Regions from separate parts of the Homo sapiens genome. Here region 1 is linked to region 2. The links are chromatin contacts, found by Hi-C or POLR2A ChIA-PET in ENCODE. All regions are on one chromosome and are shown on one strand. Each heading gives the region's core, a stretch centred on a gene start or an enhancer-like site at or near the end of the contact. The rest is flanking DNA. Distances are from core to core; before and after follow the strand shown. Region 1 holds the start of CLUAP1 (clusterin associated protein 1). Region 2 holds the start of MLST8 (MTOR associated protein MLST8).

The links. Hi-C counts contacts between places; a loop is a spot of excess contacts on that map. ChIA-PET counts read pairs that join two places held with the same protein, here RNA polymerase II (POLR2A). Pooled maps may share reads with other maps.
Region 1: a loop to region 2 is called in a pooled map, with 5 times the contacts of the local background. The contact joins the promoter of CLUAP1 here to the promoter of MLST8 in region 2. A Hi-C loop is called at or near these places in 1 of 50 pooled maps. POLR2A ChIA-PET finds 5 or more read pairs at or near these places in 2 of 52 experiments (B cell and activated CD4-positive, alpha-beta T cell).

The regions. Positions count from the first base shown.
Region 1 is chr16:3,499,722-3,502,817 of GRCh38, forward strand. It overlaps CLUAP1 (clusterin associated protein 1), which reads left to right and starts at 1,283. Exons shown (of 12, transcript NM_015041.3): 1 at 1,283-1,368. The coding sequence starts at 1,347. RefSeq lists enhancers at 968-1,017, 1,138-1,517, 2,025-2,542, 2,543-3,059.
Region 2 is chr16:2,204,078-2,207,224 of GRCh38, forward strand. It overlaps MLST8 (MTOR associated protein MLST8), which reads left to right and starts at 1,377. Exons shown (of 9, transcript NM_022372.6): 1 at 1,377-1,435; 2 at 1,954-2,137; 3 at 2,281-2,332; 4 at 2,420-2,582; 5 at 2,958-3,033; 6 at 3,116-3,147. The coding sequence starts at 2,009. RefSeq lists enhancers at 352-1,192, 2,032-2,871, 2,872-3,147 and a silencer at 1,285-1,934.

The DNA.
Region 1 (3,096 bases), core at 33-2,532, 1.3 Mb after region 2:
TGGCTTATCTTTTGTTTTTCTTAATAACACGTGAAGCAACATTTATGGGAGGCCATTGTTTTGGAGCGAGCTCCTGCACAAGGTACCAACGGACCAGACCAAACCAGAATGGAATCGCTAGTGCAAGGTGCCACGTAATCAATGCGAACTTAGAGACAGGCCAGTCTGCCAAAACACAGAAGATTCACTGCAACCAACAAAAGGGGCCCTGTCCACCTAGGCTGGCATAAGGAAGCCCCCTCTGCTTTAACCCAAAGAAATGCATCTGAAATAACCTGATGCCAACCAATCGCTTTGTGCACTACGCTGTTTCCTTGTTCCTGCTCAAGCTACCTTACAAAACCCGGCTGCTGTGCCACGCCTGGCGGGGCATCTCCCCATTTCACACGTGGAGGCCGCCCCTTCCTGCCGTCTCCTCGCGCCCCCATGCAGAGGCTAGGGCTGCCGGGACCCGCGCGGCGCGAGCGGCTCAGGGCCCCTTTCCGGCCTGTTGTGCAGCCCGAGCCGTCTGCGCGTGCGCGAGACCGAGGCCTGGCCTGCCTCTGGGCGCCCACAGTGATCCCGTCCTCCGCTCGGCAACCAGATTCCGACGAGGAGCGCGCTGTGCCTCGGACGGGGGAAGGCGGGCTTCCTGAGTATAGTGCATTTTTTTTTTTTTTTTTTTTTTGAGACAGAGTCTCGCTCTGTCGCCAGGCCGAAGGGCAGTGGCGCGATCTCGGCTCACTGCAACCTCTGCCTGCCGGGTTCAAGTAATTCTTCTGCCTCAGCCTCCCGAGTAGCTGGGATTACAGGTGTGCGCCACCACGCTTGGCAAATTTTTGTATTTTTTGGTAGAGACGGGGTTTCGCCATGTTGGCCAGGCTGGTCTCGAACTCCTGACCTCAAGTGATCCGCCCGCCTCGGCATCCCAAAGTGCTGGGATTGTAGGCGTGAGCCCCCGCGCCCAGCCAAGCATCGTGCATTCTTTATAGAAATGAGGGGGAAATAAGCAATATGGAAAGCGCCTAGCGCAATATCAAGCACGTAGTAGGTACTCAGAACCTGTCACCCAGCGCGAAACGTCCGCAAAGCGTGTAAACAGACGCCCAGAAGCTGGGAAGCTTGCAGCCCTCATAGACGCCGGTATCGCCACGCCCTCTGCCCTCGGCGTCTCAGGAGCGCTCTCTGCCGGCCCGCTCTCCCCGTGCGTATGCACGTGCCGCCGCGTCTTCGCTTCGCTTTTTGTTTGTCCCTGACCGTGCGCCGTCCAAGGGTCCATTGGTTGCCATAGAGATCGTCGAGCGCTGGGCCTGTGATCGCTGAGGGGCGAGCAGTTGCGACCCTGGGCTCCTGGGGACCTGAGCGTTATGTCTTTCCGCGACCTCCGCAGTAAGGCAGCCCCGCGCCCCTGTGACCTGCGGGTCTTCCAGAGATTCAGGGCTCCCGCCCGCCGGGTCCCCTGTGTAGGCGATCCCTGAGGCTTGCGCTGCCGGAGGCTCCTTTCGGGCCTCTGCGCCTCAGGGACCGCCTGACCCGCGGCTGCAACCCGGCCGAGCGTCCCAGGCCCTTCTTCGGCCATTTCTAGCGAGGATGGAAAGTTCTCTATCTGCCACTGGCCGCGTGTGGCTCAGAACGCTTGAAATGTGGCTAGTGCAGATGAATAACTGAATTTTTAAGTGTAATTTATTTCTGTTTGTGTAGCTGCATGCCGCTCTTCGCTACCGTATTGGAAAATGCATGGAGAGTTTAGAGACTATTTTTTGAGTTGGGTTAGCTTAGCGCTTAGAAAACCGAACAGCAGGCCGGGCGCGGTGGCTCACGCCCGTAAGCCCAACACTTTGGGAGGCCGAGGCGGGCGAATCACCTGAGGTCGGGAGTTCGAGACCAGCCTGACCAACATGGAGAAACCCCGTCTCTACTAAAATTACAAAATTAGCCGGGGGTGGTGGCGGGCGCCTGTAATCCCAGCTACTCGGGAGTCTGAAGCAGGAGAATCGCTTTGGAGGTTGCGGTGAGCCGAGATCGGGCCATTGCACTCCAGCCTAGGCAACAAGAGCGAAACAACATCTCAAAAAACAAAAAACAAACCAAAAAAAAAACAACCAGCAACGAAACCGAGGAGAGGAGGCTGGGTGATAATCATTGCGGCTAACATTTTTTGAGTTTTAACGATCTGCCAGGGCCCGCTCTGTGTTATGCGCATTTCATTTTAATCATCTGAACAACTCTGTGCCCCCTGTATTTGGTAGTGAGGAAACGGGCACAGAGAGGTCAGGTAACTTGGGCAGGTGATACAGGCGGTAGGAGGTGGCACTGGGGCTTGAATTCAGGTTGCCTGAACTCCAGACATCCTGAACTCCATCTGCATCCTTTCTGCAGGGCTGGTAAGGAGAAGGGAGCTCGAATTCCTTTGCTAAGAGGGTGGGGAAGTGGAAGAACGAGGCTAAGAGTGTTGGTTACGGCTGGGCGCAGTGGGTCACGCCTGTAATCCCAGCCCTTTGGAAGACCGAGGCAGGCGGATCACTTAATTTCAGGAGTTCTAGACTAGCCTAGCTAACATGGCGAAACCCTGCCGCTGCTAAAAATTCAAAAAATTAGCCGGGCATGGTGGCGCGCGTCTGTAGTCCCAGGTACTTGGGAAGCTGAGGCAGGAGAATTGCTTGATTCCGGGAGGCAGAGGTTGCAGTGAGCCAAGATGGCACCACTGCGCTCCACCCTGGCCGACAGAGTGAGACTGTCTTTAAAAAAAAAAAAAAAAAAGGAAAGGTAGATGATGATTGCCAATTTGGTGTGATCCGAGGGGTCTCTTAAAGCCAGTTTTCTCGTCCAATTGTTGGTGCCTGAAATTTTAGCATTAGAGATTACTCCTTTTGGTTATGAATTGCTCTTTTCTACAATGTAAAAATATCTAGGAAGACGCATTACCTTTTATCCATGCAGCCACTGAGCACCAGAGTGTGAATCCTGCCCTCTGGGGTTTGAAGGTTTTTGGTGGCCACACATCATGCAGGATGACTGTCTCCTCCCACATAGTTTTTAGAGAGGCCAGCACCCTGCCGGGGGACGTAGAATGGGGTTTTGTTGGGGAGCGCACACACGGAGATTTCGGAATATTTT
Region 2 (3,147 bases), core at 127-2,626:
CGGGAGGCTGAGGCAGGAGAATAGCTTGAACCCGGGAGGTGGAGATTGTGGAGAGCCGAGATCGCACCACTGCACTCCAGCCTGGCAACAAAGCGAGACTCCGTCTCAATAAAAAAAAAAAAAAAAAGAAAGAAGAAGTGGGAAGAGGCCGGGCGCAGTGGCTCACGCCTGTAATCCCAGCACTTTGGGAGGCTGAGGTAGGCGGATCACTTGAGGTCAGGAGTTTGAGACCAGCCTTGCGAACATGGTGAAATCCCGTCTCCACTAAAAATACAAAAATCAGCCAGGTGTGGTGGTGCGTGCCTGTAATCCCAGCTACTCGGGAGGCTGAGGCAGGAAAATCGCTTGAACCTGGGAGGCAGAGGTTTTGCAGTGAGTCGAGATTGCACCACTGCACTCCAGCCTGGGCGAGAAAGCGAGACTCTGTCTCGAGAGAAAAAAAAAAAAAAGGTGGGAAGAAGGAAAAGTATCCACTGGATTTAGCAAAGTGAGATTGTCAGTGACCTTGAGGAATTTCCACTGGAGAGCTAGAGAGCTGGGGGTAAAAGGCAGATGACTGGGGTTGCGGAATGAGTGGGAGGTGAGGACGTGGAACTAGAAAAATGGTGAGGACCGCTCTTTGAAGAAGATAATTTGGGATTGTTTTATGGTGTTTTTTTAAAGGCTAACCGGCAGGAAGGAGAGGAGGTGAAGGTATAGGAAGGAAGGCTCCATGGGAACTATGGCCTGGTCAAGGGACAAGATGCACCCCCTCTGCGGCCAGAGGAAGGGGTGCAGCCAGGTCTGTAAGAGCAGCAGGAAAAAACCATGCGACAGCCTGTCTCAAGGGTGAGGGCACCGGCGTGGAGCTCACAGAGCTGGAATGAGGGCCTGTGGTTTTGAGGGGGACCCTGGGCTCAGTGGGATGTCCTGAGGGTCAGGCTGGGGCTGGGGTGCCAGATCTAGCAAGTAAAACTACAGGATACCCAATAAAATTTTTTTAGCATAAGTATTTCCCATGCAATGTCCTGGATATACTTACACTAAAAAAAAAATTATTCGTTACTTGTCTGAATTCAAGTCCTGTAATTTTCAGCCAATCCTAGCCCAGCGTGGCGCAGTAGTGGGTCAGGGAGGGCACCGGAACAGCGCGACCCGACAGCCCGGGAAACGGACAGCCGTGTCAGAAGGGCAGGTGCCAGTGGGCAGGAGGCCGGAGAGAAAGCCGCAGCTTCCTTCCACCTCGCGCCGGGCCCGCGGCCGCGCACGGGGACCGCTCCGAGTTCCTCCCGGCGGGAACCCCCCGCCCCAGAACTTTGGTCTCGTCCCACCCACCCCCGCCCGCGCCATGGTCTCGCCCTAGGGAGCCATCGATAACTCTACGCTCGGCCTCGATCGACTCGCTCCGGCTCCCCTCGCCGTCCTGGACACGGCGGAGTGCGGAGCCGCCCGTAAGGTACGGAGGCCGCGAGCCAGGGGCCGGGAACCGGCTGCTGGGTGGCTGGGAGAGCACGGCCAGGGGAAGCCGGCCAGCAGGACGGAGCAAGGGCGGTCACCGGAGGAAAGGGGAGCTCGGGGGTCCAGCCAGACTGCGCCCTTTCCCATCAGGGCCTGCCGCTGGCCTGCTACGCATGCGCAGCCGCAGCGCTCGGCTTTCCCCGGCCCATCCGCCGCCTTGCGCACGCGCAGCCCGCCCCTGCGGCAGAGTGGCGCCCGCGCGTGACTCCCCCCTGCCGGCTGCGGAGGTGGGGGGGGGACGGCGCCCCCGCCGTGTGCGTGGGGCGGGGATGGAGCACGCGCCCTGGAGCCCCGGAGCCAGGTATCACGCGTGTGACGCGTGTCCCTGAACCTACCTGCGCTTCTTGTCCCAACTCTAAAATGGGAATGATAAGCGCCATTCGGCAGCGCCTTGTGGGTCTATAATCTACTTAGCACAGAGAGTGTCTTCTAAGTACTTCACATCCTTCTCTGCAGATGCTCTGACCTTTGACCCCTGCCGTTCAGCTCTAGGGCCCGTGCAGGCCACACCATGAACACCTCCCCAGGCACGGTGGGCAGTGACCCGGTCATCCTGGCCACTGCAGGCTACGACCACACCGTGCGCTTCTGGCAGGCCCACAGCGGCATCTGCACCCGGACGGTGCAGCACCAGGACTCCGTATCCTCCACCCGGGGCGGGCAGGGCGGCGCTGGGGGGATGCCTCGTGTGGGGACCACAGCCTGTGTGAAGGCCAGATGGTGGAGGCCTGGGGGGCCCTGGCCTCAGGGCTACCTTCCCGTCATCCTCCTTAACAGTCCCAGCAGGTGAATGCCTTGGAGGTCACACCGGACCGCAGCATGATTGCTGCTGCAGGTATCTGTGATCCTTGATCTCTAAACTCCTGAGCTCTGGTGGGTCGACCTCAGCACAGCCAAGCTTCAGTTCAGCCTGTGTCCCTAGGTTACCAGCACATCCGCATGTATGATCTCAACTCCAATAACCCTAACCCCATCATCAGCTACGACGGCGTCAACAAGAACATCGCGTCTGTGGGCTTCCACGAAGACGGCCGCTGGATGTACACGGGCGGCGAGGACTGCACAGCCAGGATCTGGGACCTCAGGTGCGGTGGGGAGGGGGCGTGCTGCCCGGGGCTGGGGTGGGCTGCTCTGGGAGACCGTTTTAGGTTGGGTTCTCTTCAAGCAGAGGCTGAGACAGGGAGCTTCCTGTGGGCGACTTACTGAGAGAAGTGAGGACAGGAGGAGAGTGAATTGCATCAGAGCGCGAGTCCTGCCTTGAGCCCGGAGCCAGCTTGTTATTCCCCTTCCACCAGCCACTGGCTTAGGCTCCCTGCTGGAGCAGAGGGCCCTGCGTCCCAAGTATTTCCCAAGAGGCAGGTCCTTCAGCAGAGGGAGGGGAGGAATGGCCAGGCCGAGGCCATCTGGGTAGGGCACCAACAAGCCCAGATGGACAGCATGTGCCCCGGCCCGGCCCGCAGGTCCCGGAACCTGCAGTGCCAGCGGATCTTCCAGGTGAACGCACCCATTAACTGCGTGTGCCTGCACCCCAACCAGGTGAGGGGTGCTCATGGGGCCAGGCACCCTGGGACTTTGGAGGGCTGGGCTTGGGCCCTGCCTCACCACCCCTGCACCCCAGGCAGAGCTCATCGTGGGTGACCAGAGCGGGGC